Linked DNA regions of Homo sapiens: region 1 is linked to region 2. A link is a loop called in an ENCODE intact Hi-C map of the cell type or tissue named here. Cell type or tissue: endothelial cell of umbilical vein. All regions are shown on one strand. Each heading gives the region's core, and the rest is flanking DNA. Links, peaks and the distances in the headings are about the cores only.

Region 1 (8,303 bases), core at 1,113-6,112, 83 kb before region 2:
TCACTTCCCAGATATAATTTGTCCACAGCACATACAATTCAGGTGTTCCTTTCACCAAGCCTGCCTCAATAGACAAGGCTTGTGGTTATCCAGATATGCCAATGTCTGGTTTAGGATAAAGCCTAAACAAGCCACTTTAACTACAGATCTTGAGCTATATTCTGCAATAAGCTTTATCAGTAGTGTGATCATTTTATATCCATGTGTCCAACTTTCCTTTCTTCCTATTTGTTTTACAGTTGAATGAGGAAGGTAAAAAGGGCTGTTTATTTGCTTTCCTGTCCCCCCAAGTTTTTGTTCTCTAAATCATTGCTGTGTCCTTGGGTGCTCTTAACTGCAATTATCACCATGGAATTCCTTTATATTTTGAGCCTTAGGCAGTTTTCTCCATCTGCTGGCTGTGCACTTGCCAGGCAGTGGCCATTGCCCTTATTGAACTGGTTCCACAAATGCCTTTGGCCTGCTCCCATCACAGCTGCTGAGCTGATGTGAGAGATGGTGCTGCCTTAGACACTTTCTCAGTGTTTGTTCCTGCCACTTCCACTGTTGCCATGGCAGACATAGGTGCCTTCTCCAGAAGCAGTTAGTATCTTCTAGTCCTGTGCACCCTGTCTGGGCCTCTGGCGCTCTCCTCTGCAACAGAAGTAAGACACTTCTCCAAATATTTAGGACACGCATTGTGTTGAATCTACCCACATTGTGAGAAACGTCACTTTTCTATTCCCATGCACATTTCCCCCCCATTGGAAGCACAGATTTTCTCCTTAGAAGCACTCCCATTATAGAGTATGCACCCTTAATTCTTTCCTTTTGGGTATCTTCTCCCCTATAGTAAGAAGAAACCTTCCTTCTAGATTTAGCTGACAGCTGCTGAAACGAATACCCTGATCAAGGATTGTGAGGCCGGAAGCAAAGGCATATTGTCAGTCACGCAGGAATTTTTTGGCCCATGTTTTGTGCAAACAGCTGCTGCATTTTCAATTTTGAACTTGGCAGACCTTATTTTAAATCTGCTTTGCCAAAAACTGTGGCTCTTTTGCCTTATTTTTCTTTTCTCCCAATTGGAAAAAAAGAAAGGGTCAAATAGAGAGCTAAAGTGGGGTCAATATGGAGTTGAATCTCTAGCAAATGCTACTATGTATTTATCAGCATCACATATTTTGGGGGTATTTGTGTGGCCAGTCCATTTAGGTATGTATGTATGTAGGTATGTGTGTAGGTATGTATGGAGCAAATAAATCATAGGCAACCATGAAATTTATGGTTTGTTATGGTTTTCTAATGTCTGAGGAGATTTCTGGTCTAGTAAAATGCATATATATAAGTTCCCTTGCAACCCTGTAATGGTGTTTATTTCTTTTCCTAAGATTTCTTATATCAAATATTCTTCTTGAAATCATTCGCCACCAGTTGGTTTTAAAAAGTCAGGAAGATAATTTATGACACATGAGACTCAAAAGTCTCCATTTTTTTGTTGTTGCTATTCAATGGTTCCTAATTTCCTACAGAATAAATTTCTAACCTTTATCTGGGTATAAAGGGAATGCCTTTCAATACCCGGCATGAAACTCTTTCCACCTTGCATCCTGGAGCACCTCTTTCTTGCCTCCTCCTTAACTTCTTTGTCATCTTCCTGTTTCCTGGTGCCCATAATTCTAACTGAGTGATTTTTGGGGGGGAACATGTCATGCACTTTTATGCCTCTGAGAATTTCTTCATGATATTTGCATCAGATTTTACTTTAAATTTTTTTTTCTTTCCCTTGCCTGCTTGGAGAATTCATACTCATCCTTCAGGACCCAACACAAACAATACCTTTATAAAGTCGTTAAGTTAATTGTTCAATATTTCTTTGTTTGAATGTTTGCCTTATCAACTAGTGAGCTCTGCAAGGGTGAGATATAAACTTATTCACCAAGTTCCTTCCCAGCACTTATGCTTATTGTATTGGGGTGGAAAGAGGAAGAGGAAACAGACATCTGTCTTCTTATATGACTGCCTGCTATGGCATCACTTTTCCTATTTGTTATTACCACAGGTACAAACTGTTGCCTAAGGATACAGGGTGTGTGGCTGGTGGCCTCAACAGGCCCCACGGCTCAGGCACTCAGACCCAAGCTGGTCCCTCAGGTATGGTTAGCCCTTGAGATATTCTGCCTCATCTTCTTTCTGACCCCTGCTGGTGATCTCATCCTCAAGCTCTTTCCTCTGGGGCTGAGCTCTGCTTTGTATTGCATTGGTCCATGACCAGCCAGGAGGCTCAAGTGTCATCTACTCTTCATGGCCCAAATGTGTGCGATGAAGATTGGTACTCCATGTAGCTTCCTTCTTGGCTTATCTCCTCGGCCCTCTCTCCCCACTACAAATAAATAAATTCTGTTTATTCTCGTAATAACTTTAGGTGGTATATACTATTGCTATCTGATTTGGTTTGGGTGTGTCCCCATCCAAATCTCATCTTGAATTGTAGCTCCCATAATCCCCACATATTGTTGTGGGAGGGACCAGATGGGAGGGAATTGAATCATGTGGGCAGGATTTTTCCATGCTGCTCTCACGATACTGAATAAGTCTCATGAGATCTGATGGTTTTATAAAGGGCAGTTCTCCTGCACATGCTCTCCTGCCTGTTGCCATGTAAGACATGCCTTTTGCTCCTCCTTCACCTTCTGCCATGATTGTGAGGCCTCCCAGCCATATGGAACTGCGAGTCCATTAAACCTCTTTTTCTTTATAAATTACCCAGTTTTGAGCATTTCTGCATAGTAGTGTAAGAATGGACTAATACACTATCCCAGTTTTACAGATGAGGAAACTGAGATACAGAAGACATAAAATCAAAAGTGGCAGGATTAAAACCCAAGCAATCTGGCACCAGATTTAATGCTCTTAACCCAGTGTACCGTAAAGACTTTTATGTTAAATCTCATGCTTAAGTTAGCATATAAACTAATATTTGTTTACTGCCTACAGCATAACAGTTAGTTTATATTATATATGTACGTATTCCTTGAATCACTGAATCATTATAATGGTGGAGCCATGATACAAGTCCTAATTTTATGACTCTAAAGTAAATGATCTTTTTACTAAACACAACTGTTTTTGTAGTTCAGATGCCAAAAGTAGTTTTTGAAGATTTATTTTTAACAAAAGGGTAACTATTCTTCACTTTACAAAAGTATTCATAACAAAATTAGCTATAGAGAGGATGAGTAATTTTAGGTCCTGAACGATTTTGCTGTGCACTGATCTTTTGTCTTCCGTTTTATCAGCCCATATTACTAAATGCCTGACTTCAGAAAAAAAACGTAAACAAAAGACAGAGATTGGAAGCATCAGAATTTTATTCCAGTGACTCAATCCCCATTGTGTGAAGTAGACCAGAATGAATAAATTGAACTTACTCAGCACCTCAATTATTAAATGTATCCACAGAAATTCATTCTGTCAAGTTAACTGTGGAGGTTGTTGTTGCTATTGCAGGTATGAACATTTATCTTTTTGTGCTCTGTCATCATATCTGGTTTTTGCTTTCTAAACAGAACACCAAATTAACCCATTAAAGAAAATCACTGATTTTCTGATTCCCACAGAACATTTGATTTATGTAAAGCAGCATGTGTTTAATCATTTACTTTAATCATGTTTCTCACTCAACAAAAGTTATCAAAATAAAAAGGTGTAGCATTAAGTCACTGTAATTGTTTCTGATAGACTACAGTGTTAGTACCTAAATGAAGAGATGTTATTCTATGTTTTTGTTTTTTGTGTTTGTGAGGCCCTTCTTTTTTATTATTTTCTCTTAAATATGTATTAGGTTACAATGTTAGTAGACACTAAAATATTTCTTTTTGTTTTATGGCTGGATACTATTTTCTTCAGACTAAATGGTTTTCCTGGGAACTCTGACTCTGGCCACAAGATCAAGACTGACAAATTTCCTTTCTCTGTTTATGGAGGGAGACTTCACAACATTCACTGAAAGAGGAGCAAAGGACCTGGTTTTTGCCATGACTGGCTTTGGCCCCGTGAATGAATGTTTTTCTGGCATTGGAAAGCGGATAGCAAAGAGAGCAGAACCACAAATGGGCTATGAGGAAATGTGTTCAATGAAGAAAACAAAATCTCTGACAAGATCCAACATAGGACAACATCTCAGCATCTTCTGTGATTTGTGAACCCAAGTAAAGCACTTCTTAGAGTTATCTGGCACATTCGCAACTAATAGCTTTCTGTGAATAAATACTGTGGCAACCACGTTAACTGTACAAAAACAAATTGCTTATTTCTTATATCCATGCTGGAAGATTATCTGGCTGACCTTATCAGCTGTGATGTCAGGAATGTCAGCCAGTTATCCTGTGGTGCATTCAGCTGGGTCATTGTACCCCATCAGTGAGGCAATTGCAAAGTTCCATCTGGACAGAGGTAGAAAAAATTATATTCACTTTGAGTTTTGGATTTTTTTCTCTTAATTTTCAAAGATAAAGACAATTGCTTTTGGCTTTTAAGAGACACATCTGGTATGCCTTGGGCTGGATGCCAGATATTTCTGCTGTTGAGTTTTTATAACATTATATAGGCCTCAATATTTTAGAACTAGTATACATTTGATAAAAGTGACTTTTCTAAAGTTTTAGGGAGAATCTTTTGCTTAGGTGCAGCTGAGTATTTTTAGTTCAGTACTACAGATGGCATACCAAATTTAAGAGGAGTTGAGTGACTGCTTCAAGGTTGCACAGCTAGTTCTTGGTAGATCTGGAAAAGGACCAACATCTCTTGGCCCTTTGTCAGATATTCTTTCTTTGATTTCACACTGTTTTTAAAGATGCTTAATACATTTTAAATTAAAATGGTTATTTGAATCTGCTTAAACTAGACAATACTAATTGTCAAACATCCATTACCTGCTTTTTCTCTAGTAACAGATTGGTGCAAAAAGAATTGCGGTTTTTGCCATTACTTTTAATGGCATTAATTACTTTTAATGGCAAAAACCTTAGTTCCTTTTGCACCAGCCTAATAATAAAACCCCTAATTTTAACTTGGCACGTGGCCAACCAGAATAGAAACTACATGTTCCTGCTTTGCTTTCAGTAGCATTAGCTGAAGTAATCTTCAATGGGGATAGGAAAAATGAGGTGCACAACTGCCTGGTTGCACTCTTATAGGAAAGGCATAACCCTCCATTTCCCTTTTATCTTTTCCACTCACTAGAGTAGTGATCTGGTCATAATTCATTCTGGACCATGTTGACAGGGCAATATACTGGAGATTGTAGAGAAGAAGTCAGAAGGGACTTGGATCCCTGATACTATGGAACTGTCTTGCAGCCCTAGTTTGCTTATGTCTAGACTTTTATGCAAGAGAAAAAATAAACATTTCTTTGTTTTAACTACTGATACTTAGATCTTAGCTACAGCAACTGAACACACAATGCTATTTAATAATTTGCAAATGTTATACTGCCAGTTGATATTTTATAACTACCAAATTTAAGTGCAGTAAATGGGCATTATGCTTGTTTAAATGTCTGGCAATCTTGGAATTATACCATTACCATCATATGTTGCATGAGATGGTTTTCCATTCCATTTAGAGTCCGTACAATAACTCATACAATGTGTCACTACTGCTGTCTCTTCTCAGCGGGCTTCAACCATACTTATTTCTTTGCCGTTCCTAAACATTCCAGATATACTCAGTGTTCCTTCCTCAGGGTAAATGTTGTTTTGTTGGTGGTGTGGTTTGTTTTTTTTTTAATTCCTCTGCAGCAAATCTCTGCCTAGCATTCTGCATGTAGTATTGTGCTTCCACAATTTTAGAATTTTGCTCAGTTGTTATCTTTTCATTAAGTCCTTTCCTGATGACATCAATAAATTTCATTCTCCACTGCTTGGAACTTGTATATCCTTTGCATTTGTAGGTTTTCTCCATATTATTTATTTCCCTTTTATTCCTTCTCATTGAAATAAAAGCTCTGTGGGAGTGGAGATTTTGCCATTGCTGTGCTCTCACAACACTGTCTGCCAACGAAAAGTCACTACATAAATATCTATTGAATGGATGCATGGATCAACAATTGAGTGCTTTAATAGATGTGAGTGATGTTATGATCTATTAAGGGGGTTTATATTAAGCTGATAACTGACTTTATTTTCTGAAATATCCATAAAAGGAATATGTTGGCTCCTCTAGAGGTAAAACCTCTTCCAGTGAAGCTATAACTGATAAAAATTTCACACTGGTATGCACACCTCATTCATTCACAAACATAGTTGGATATCGCAACAGATTACTAATCTCTGATTTTGAATTAACTAGCAAAATCTAAAAATTTCAAGGGTTTTAGGAAACAGTTTTATAAAACATACTCTGCAATGTGTTTTACTATTTTATTTCTGATCTTTATTTTCCCAAAGTAAAAAATTCTGTGCTTTATTGGCCTTGGAAATATAAATAAATGAAGAATAGATAATCTTTTTTTGTAATGCCATTAACCAAATGCTAAACTAGTATGGTGGGAATGGACTTACTATACTATATTTCTTTTCTATAAATGTCACATTACTTTTATAAGTCAGATTATATTCAGCACAGAGTCTTGAGTTACGAGGTTAGACCAGAAATCTGCTATCAGGCATATTTAGGATCTGTTCCTCCATTTGAAAACTCTGAGCTTACATAGATCTGGGAAACCAGGGATAGGGCTCATTCTTAGCCCATGGGACTTGGAATCCATACCATTGCATCTCTGGCTACAACAGCAGCTCCATCATTGGTTCTCTGTTGGGTCTGCTGCTCTGCGTGGGCTGGTGCTATCCTTCATAGTCATGCTCTCTGCTGACACATGCCCAACATTATGACATTAAGTTTCCCATCAGCACTGATTGCCTTTTCCCCTACAAACCTTTGTTTTTACTCCTAGTGGAAACTTCCTAAATTCTATCCTCTTTCTTAAATGTAAGAAGTTACCTTTCTTCCAACATAATGCATAAACTCTGTGTGAGCCAGAAAGTGCTATTCACCCCAACTAATAGTGTTGAAAAACTAAAACTATTTCAGTTCTGATTAGGACAGATGTTTAAGGAGTTTAAGAAGACTTTTTTGTTTTGAGGCTGAGCCTTGCTCTGTCACCCAGGCTGGAGTGCAATGGCATGATCTCGGCTCACTGCAACCTCCGCCTCCTGGGTTCAAGCGATTCTCCTGCCTCAGCCTCCCAAGTAGCTGGGACTACAGGCACGTGCCACCATGCCTGGCTAATTTTTGTATTTTTAGCAGAGACGAGGTTTCACCATGTTAGCTAGGATGATCATGATCTGCCAGCCTCAGCCTCCCAAGGTGCTAGGATTACAGGCATGAGCCACCACACCCGGCCAAGAAGACTTTTAAGAAAACATTTTAGTCTAGGTAAAAATTGTGAAAGATCTTGAAATGGGCAAACAAGACTATTAGGCATTCTATCTAGTGCACCTTTCTCAGCACGTTTGCTTGTTGTTTTCTTGGAGAGCGATTGTCAGAAAATTGATAATAATGCATGTGATTTTTGCCCACAGAAATACAAATGAAATATGTTAGGTGGAATGCCATTGATTATTATATTGTCTTATATATAGTGATCAATTTTGTATCTATTTGAAAATTTATTTCAGAATTCCTGATTACTTATATGTGGAAACACTTTAAATTCTTTTCTGAGGGAGTTGTAACATCTTACTTGTTTCCTCATTTACTAGTGAGTTAAATATAATCTTTGACATGCATTAATTTTATATTTGTATGAGAACCATGGTTTTATCTCTTCTGGAAAATTCATCTTTTACATTAGAGACACCATGATGGACTCTACTTCTTATGAAGGGACTATAGAAAGCATGTATTTTAAATGCTTGCCTTCTACAAGCATTTCATCCTTTCTTAGTGTACCAGAGTACCTTAAAACAGAACAGAACAAAATAAACATTAACAACAAAGAAGGACATGAGTTAGTCCTATTTTTCTTTTTCATCCAGCATTATCAACTTTTTGTGTCAAAGTTATAAGCTTGAATAATGCTCATTTGAAAAGTTGAATTAAGATATCCTATAAATATATGATATTCATAAGAACAGAACCTCTTTATTTTGTTGAACCATTGCCACGTATTAAGAAAAGTTTAGAAATGATCAACATATTAATGGAAGAAAAAGACCAGCACAGTTGAATAAAACATTTTAAAATCTATAATTAAGATTATGTTAAAACAAAATGTGTGTATGGAACCAAAAAAGAGGTTGAAAGCCAAAGCCATCCTAAATAAA
Region 2 (8,303 bases), core at 1,076-6,075:
TCTTTAATGTCCTCTTTTTTAACGGAGACTTTTAACATACTTTTGGAAGGGATATTCTTGCTAAACTGAGCTTTCTTCATTACCTTCCAACCTGATGTTACTGGAATTTATGAGCCACAGGCAGTGTGGCATAGACAGTATCACTGTTATCCAGCCAAGTATTCTGTCCTCAGGATGATCTGTACCATTTCCAGTATGTGAGCTCCTTCTCAAGAATCAGTAATCCACCTGGAAGCTGCTCGCTCCTCCTACCTGTGCCTTTTGAGCACATATCCTTGGGTCAGGACTTAAGTCCCAGGAGAAGTATATTCCAAATGCTATTCCCTGTGCTGTGGAGGGTTCTGTGAACTGGAATGATTTAGACTGCAGCAGGAAAGGGAGATAAAACTCTGAGACAGTCGGTGTTGACTCCAGTCTTGTATTCAGCTAAAGACATTCTTCACTGTGGAGACCAATGCATTTGAACTTGACTTTTGACTATCAGCTTTCCTGTATTAAACCTCATGGACATATAGAGATAGCAATTTTCAGTTTATTTTCGATAGCTTTTACCTGGCCAATGAGGTTGGGTTAGGTTAGTGGTTACTAACAGACAGCCAGAGAAGTGCCCCAGAGCTGTGGATAGCAGAGTGAACTTGCGGCCAAAGTGTTGGCTAGCAGAGTGTTGATGGAGCCAAAGGTCAGCCTCTAAACACAATCTCTTCTGGGATTGTGGGTCTGAGCCTGGTAGTGTGCCATTTGATGTCTGCTGTTGAATGAGATAGGGGCATGGTAAACAACAGGGAATTAGAGGTACAAAGTCAAGCAAGACCATATAGAAGGGCAGATACTAGAAATTTAAAAATAAGAGGATCAGAAGAAATCTTAGAATAGGGCAGAAGCCACTTTATGTATGTCTATGGTAACTGGGTGGAGGTATTTATTGCATACAAGGGAGTAGTGATGTTAGAAACACTAACAGAGTCCTTTCACCCTCATCATCTCATTCTGCTTCTCACAGTAACCTGTTAAGACAGGGAAGGAACTGAAGCTCAGAGAGGTTGGGTGACTTGTCTAAGGTTGCCCAGATAAACAGAAAACACAAAATTGAAAACCCAAGACTTCTGATTTTACACCAACTCCTCAGTCTGGAGTTTTTGTTTTGGTGATAAGCCCCTCTTTTCCACTGAAAGTTATCTTTGTTATTAATAAAAAATGCCTTAACTGTATCAATTTTTAAAATCTTTCTTTGTGAGGGGATTTTAGGAAACATACCTCAGTATGTGTCAGGCCTATCACCTTCCTGAGACTGGCTGGCTCTGCAATAAGTTAGAAAGTATGATTGTAAATATCTGTGAGCATTTTATAGCAGATATCACACTGCTTATATTCTGTACAGAATAACATATTTTAAAGAGTGCATGAAACAAATCAGTTTATTTCCACTAAAGATTATGCCTTCATATCTCTTTTCTTTATACTATCTTGACCAGTATTTTCCCATGTATATATCATAATGTCTCTGGCTTTTCAGTTTTTGTCTAAATATTCATTCAATCGTAGGTAAAATATTCAGTTTTAGGTCCAAATTTCCGGGACTCTGAGTGGACTTGAACCTTTAGATTCTCAGAGTTCTATCAATATAATGCCTTAAAGAACTGCAGGGAGTTCAAACTTTGTGTGAATTTACATAGGTGTTACTACATCCATTCCCTATGTCTGGTAATAATAGTTATGAATCGCTGCTAATATTTATTGAGCATTTTTACCTATATCAGACAACTATGCAAATGTTTTAATATTTTATCTCACTTAATCTTCACAACTATGCCATAGCGTATTTTTGTCCATTTTCATATAAATACACTGAGCCTCAGAGAACTGAGGTAACTCTCTCAGGGGAGACAGCAGTTGGCCAAACAGGATTTGAATCAGGTCTGCTAAACACTGGAACCCATGTGCCAGCATGCATGGTGAAAAGATAAGAAAAAAGGGAGGAAAAACAGAATATTTAATATTATAAAAACCTACATAACAACACAGAAAGGTACTTTAACATGGAGAGAGATTTTTTAAATGCAAGTCTCATTTTATTCCATTTTCAAGAACAGAATAAAGCAAAAGAACATATGCAGTGGTTCCTTACAATGTTATCCTGCAGTAAGCTTTAATGATTCCTCTTTGCATTAATGTGGACAACTAGTCTGGGCTCTCTGGCTCTGGAGATACAGTTTTATATTATTTTTTTTGTTTAAAGTGATTTTTATCCTTTAGGTGGATAAAAGTTTGGCTCTAGGTGAACCGAAGTGATTTGTAAAATAGCAAAGGGCTGTGCAACATGCCAAAACAGTAAGAGAATTGTCTATGCATGTAAGAAGCTGGTGGCTGTGGGTGAAAATAAAATAGTGGCTAGATCAGCTGTTGATGTGTGAACTTGTAAGGAAGACTATTAGGTCTGGGAATTCCAATTTATGCTTCCAGCTTTTCTTTGAATATTGAGGAAGGAAGTAAATGAATACATACTGAGAGTTTTCTGGGCCACATGTTATTCTAGATAATTTTGACAAAAGTTTCTAGTTTGCTGCACCCAGAAAACCTTTTGTGAATCACCTTACTATCCCCATTTTACCAAAGAGAAATGCAAAATTCTGTAGCTAAAATATGACAGAACCAGAAGTTCAATGTATGTCCTTCTGACTTCAAAATTTAAAATTATTAGCCATGTAAATTTCTGTGGATTCATAATCTGACTGTCTCTCAATTTATTTTCTGTTCACCCTTCTAGTTGCCATTCTGAGAATCTGAGCGACTTCAGATGAAAAGAAGTTTTATGAAACATTTCTACAAAATTTCTTGGCTAAGGTGTTATACATAGAAAACTACACATATGTCTATTGATTTTGTTTTTGAATTGATAAAACCCAAAGCAAAGCTCAATAATGGCTGTCTCCATGTTTTAAACTGCTAGCAAGACACTCAGACCCACAGAAAGCACAATATCAGTGTTAGTTAAATTGAACTAAACACAAAATCTCTACCTCATAACAACCAGTAGTCAATCTATTTGATATAAGAAAATATTTAAGAATCCCTATGTGATCTGAATTACAATTTTTACTTCCATTTTGAATTCCAGTTCATCTAACAGATTCCTTCCACTCTGAAGTTCCCTTAGTTCCACATTCCTCATGCTATTCCTTTGTTCAGAAATCTACAAAGGCTGTCTTTTGCCTGTCTCATATATAAACACTTTTTCTTAGCTTTCAAAGTCTTTAATAATCTAACCTACCATAACCAGCCAGCTTAAGAGTAGACACGCAGGGGGGAATATTTGAGTGTGAATAGAAGGAAAGAGAAACAATAGAATACTTTTGTGAAACGCAGGGGGGAATATTTGAGCATGAATAGAAGGAAAGAGAAACAGTAGAATACTTTTGTGAAAATTTTGTGGCTTTAAAATGCTTGGCGTGAGTCATGTGTAATTGTTTCTAACTCCCCGAGTGATACGTCTGTGCCTTGTTAGTCTGTAAGAAAAACATGAATTTTCTGACCAACTCTTACTTACTTTCTCTATCTCCCTTCATGTACTTAGTCACTCTGTGTGGACATCCTGGCTGATCTCCATTAGTGGAAATATTCATGTCTACCTCCAAATTGTTTTGTCCTTAGACATTTTTCTGACTCATGTCTCTGATATTCTTCAGTCAACACATTTGGACTACTTGGGCTATGAACAAGGATATGAAGAATGGAACTGCCATAAACTCAAGTACAATATAATTAACAAAAATGAAATGGAGAGATAACATTACAGTGAGGGTAAGGTGCTGTCTACTCAGGAAACATAAAGCCCAAATTTGATTCAGAATTTATATTAACTCCTAGAGTTTCTTTGAATTAAGAATGTCGGTTCTGAAACAAAATTATTGGGTCCAAGTGAGCATTTCCAAATATAGGTCAGAGAAATGATAGGTGAGACTGGAGACTGATTCTTCTTTCTGATACTTTGTTGTTGTTGTTACCAAATTACTATCGTTTAGTCAACAAGCCTACACTGGAAGTCCAAGGTACTTTCCATACAATTGCAATCTAGTATTCATATAGTAAAATTTTAGATGAAGGCAAATAAAGGAACACTACTGCATGAATCTACAGCTCCGTTGGTTGGCAGCATGAAGTTAAACTAGCAAAACAGCCTTTAATTCACTACCATCCTAACATGATGTTTTTTTCCATCCATTCTGGCTCTTTGTGCTGTGGATTATGGAGAGATATCATAGCCATGGCACGTGGGCTCCTCTCACTTCTTTTCTGATTACCTTTGAAGGTCTTAGTTGTGTGTGGAAGTCATCTATTAAGTCACCCAGGTTTGGTTAGCTTTAGGCTTTAGCATTTTTCCCCTACACCATTTGACCATTACTATGGTATCTCCAAGTCTCCAAGATTCAATAGAGATTTCCTTGTTGAAAATTGGTATTGTTGATCATTTATCTCCCAGAATTTCTGCTTTCACATAATTCTTGACTTTTTGTAAACTCTCCCGTGTCATTAAAAATATGTTTTTTTCTGAGTATTTTAGAATTTTAGTTAGGGGAGTCTTTCATAATTCCTAGACCACCCACCCTGCTGGACACAGAAGCCAGGTTCCCCTTATGCTTCAGTTCGTGAAGAATGATTATTTTGGACCAAAGTCTATCTAAGAACATTTCAAAAAAGTGATTAAGAACTGGCACCCTTAAAATTTAGGTGTTCTTAATGAACATTTAGGTGTTGGCTAGAACACCCAAATTTTAATAATGACTTCATAAAATGGCTCTTTTAACTTGAGAATTGTTCTCTTTAAGCTTTAGTTTCCTCATTTGTAAAATGGGAATAATAGTAACATTACCTGCTTCATATGATTATTGTAAAGACTAGATATGTATAATGAAAAATGTGAGTGGGAAATAAAGCGGGTTTAAAGATGGTGGTTGATATTATATTTTATTTATCTCCAACGGCAGCACCACTACCTTTTGCTCCTAATGCTAGAAACAGGCAGACTTCCTAAAGCAAAGGAGGCTTTGTTTTGCTGCTTCTTTCACCATGTATTGGAAATTACTTAAAAGGAACATTACTTAAAAGGAAACAAAAGTTAAAAAAAAAAAAAAGAAAAACAGCAGCTAACATTTACTGAATATTAGTTGTGCATCAAAATGCTAGTTATTTTACATTAAATATTGTTAAGTCCTCACAACATTTCTCTAAAGCATATTTTATCTTTCCCCATTATAGATAAAGAAACTGAGACTCAGGCAGGTTAAGTAATTTGTTCAGAGTAACACAGTTAGAAGTAAATAGAGACAATTTGACTTTTGAGGTTGTACTCCTAATTAATATGCTAGAACTGCAATGTCAAGGGTCAAAGTCAAGGGTCACATAAAGAATTTGTGTGAATACTCATATTAGAATGTTCTTACTCTTTGATATTCACTCCTCCTTCACCAATATTATGGCTGGCAGAATCCTACTGGTATTTGAAATTGCCTTGCCTCTCTGAAGTTTTTCCAAAGGCGAACAGAATTAAATATCTCCTGTTTGCTCTCATAGCACACTGCAAAAGCTTTATGGAAGCACACATCACTATGTTTACTTATTCCTCCCTTTTTCTCTATCCTATGACCTTCCTGAGTACAGAAAGTACTGTACTGTACTGAGTACAGAAAGTACACACCTACTTGATTATTATTATTGTTATTGCTGTTATTGTTATTATTTTGATCACTGGAGATGCACACAATACTTGCTGTTTCGGACTGGCTCAGTATCTGATTTTGAAATGGATGATCTATTTCAAAGTTATTTTTCACACAATTAAATACTTTACAAAAATCCAAGAACTTCTGACTTCTAATTCTTCACAATTGACTATGGATTTTTGAAATTTGTTTGCTTCTACGTATACCCAATTCTGCTGTATATTGGCAGCCTTTCAAGGTTTGGGAACAAAACCTTGTCTATTTGTGTTACACTGGTCCCCAGATCACCATAGGTTCCCAATAAATCTTCATTCTAATCAGCTTTTGAAAATGGGGCTTCAAGCTTTACTGCAGTCAGTTATGTAGATGGCTGTAACCAGGGCCTTCTCTTTAGGTACAACCACCTTTCCAGAATTGCTTTTCTTTCCTCAGCTCCATTTACAAGGCTGCAGCTTTCCAGAACCATATGTTGCAGCTGAATTGTGCTTTCCCCTAGTAGTAGGATATCAATTTTTTTTAACACCATGTTATTTACTAGTCCCTTGGTTATACAAGAGAACTAGGAATCTCACATGTTAGCAATTGTAGCTCCAGTAGCTAAAGATTTACTACAGGCAAGCACACGTTTACAACATGGTTTACAGATCTCATCTCTTAACTTCCTGCAGAAGTACATCTGGGCCTGAATCTTAAGCATGCTCCGGAGCTGGACAGTCATTACCGTGTGTGTGTTTTGGTCTGGATGAGTAGATAATACAAGAGAATGATACTTTTAAATTTAGCTATGTCTTTAATATTGTTATTGGTGTTACATGTCTGTGATCATTTCCCCACTGGCAAACTAAGCCTTCATTACAAAATCCAGTCATGCAATTTGCATGCTTTAGAGATAAGGTTAAGGCTCTGTCAGAGCACTTAACCACAGGTGTAAAAATGTTGTGATTAAAAAGAGACTGCACATTTAAGTAGGAGTAATTAGAAGTGAATTCTTAATTGCAGAGTTACACAAGCATTTATGCTTTGCTTTGCTATCCTAAGCCTTTGAAAGGTGCTATATAAATGCAAATTGCTTCTCACATCATTCATGCCATGTATTCATGACATTGAAAATGTGCACTTATACTGAACTAAGCTTAATAATAAAATACTAAATATGAAATATCTATTAAATAGAGCTATACTTCCATCATCCAATAAGCATATTTCTGTATTTTCCATTTTAAACATGTACCTATGCTGATGAGATGCAAGTTCTCTCTGATTAAGAGAATAAAGAAACTCTTCAGACTGATTCAACTATAAAACTATAAACAGTTTTTTAAAATATTATTATTGTAGCTTAATAGTGTTTCAATTAGACAGTTTCTGAATGTGAACCACCACTAGTTTTAGTACATTCATTGCCTGTTGGCAATTTAAAGAACACCTTCTTCCAACACTCACAGAGATTCTAACTTATGTATTTTCAGAATGTTCTGTTCCTATAGATATTTCAACCTTCATTTTGACCTCTCAACACAATCTCCACATAAAAAGTTTGGATTGTGAGCTGGGCGCAGTGGCTGACGCTTGTAATCCCAGCACTTTGGAAGGCTGAGGTGGGCAGATCACCTGAAGTCAGGAGTTTGAGACCAGCCTGGCCAACATGGTGAAACCTTGTCTCTGCTAAAAATACAAAAATTAGCTAGACATGGTGGTGCATGCCTGTAATCCCAGCTACTGGGGAAGCTGAGGCAGGAGAATCACTTGAGTCTAGGAGACAGAGGTTGCAGTGAGCCAGGATCGTGCCACTGAACTCCAGCCTAGGTGACAGAGTGAGACTCCAGCTCAAAAAAATAAAAAGAAGTTTGGGTTGTGGACTATGGAAAGTAATTTTTATGAAGACCAAGATTTAAAACTCATAGAAAATATTAGGGTCTAATCTTCATGTATTAGTCCATTTTCATACTGCTATAAAGAACTGCCTAAAATGGGGTAATTTTTAAAGGAAAGAGGTTTAATTGACTCACAGTTCCACATGGCTGGGAAGAACTCAGGAAACTTACAATCATGGCAGAAGGCAAAGGGGAAGCAGGTACTTTCTTCGCAAGGTAGCAGTAGAGAGTGTGTGTGAAGGAGGAATTGTCAAACACATATAAAACCATCAGATCTGGTGAGAACTCACTATCACAAGAACATCATGGGGGAAACCACATCCATGATTCAATCACTGACCACTGGGTCCCTTGCTCAATACGGGGAGATTACGGGAATTATAATTCAAGATAAGATTTGGGTGGGGACACAGCCAAACCATATCACCTCACAAATATATGCCAGAAAATGGCAAACATTATGTCCGCTTATGAACCCATGTTCTATGTATTTGTAAACAAAAAGAAATTATTTTAAGATGGTACTACTCGATCGTGTGTGTGTCATTACGTCATTTGACAAGCTGGTTAAAGTACGGATTCTGATTGAAGAGGCTTGAAGTGGAGCCCAAGATTTTGCATTTCTAATAATCTTTCTTGTGGTGCATAAGCTATTCCCTCCAGACCACACTTACAGTAGTAAGGTTTTAGGGCAGGGGTCTGCAAACGTTTT

The links. Peaks named below come from ENCODE experiments on the same cell type or tissue, not always from the same donor. Only the 100,000 strongest peaks of a DNase experiment are listed, where the experiment ranks them.
Region 1: it touches region 2 in a loop (4-fold over the local background); 2 of 110 quality-filtered maps call a loop at or near these places.

What each region holds. Positions count from the first base shown.
Region 1 is chr3:106,806,597-106,814,899 of GRCh38, reverse strand. It overlaps LOC101929534 (a long non-coding RNA gene), which reads left to right. Exons shown (of 3, transcript XR_001740472.2): 1 at 1-2,130; 2 at 3,276-3,486; 3 at 3,886-5,905. Among named protein-coding and RNA genes, the nearest start is that of LINC00882, 430 kb to the left of the region's middle. In endothelial cell of umbilical vein, for the core only: no CTCF peak of the experiment used is centred there; a DNase peak (open chromatin) is centred at 3,339.
Region 2 is chr3:106,723,781-106,732,083 of GRCh38, reverse strand. All of the region lies in intron 1 of LOC105374029 (a long non-coding RNA gene), which reads left to right. Among named protein-coding and RNA genes, the nearest start is that of LINC00882, 510 kb to the left of the region's middle. In endothelial cell of umbilical vein, for the core only: no CTCF peak of the experiment used is centred there; DNase peaks (open chromatin) are centred at 2,433 and 3,453; H3K27ac peaks cover 3,318 bases.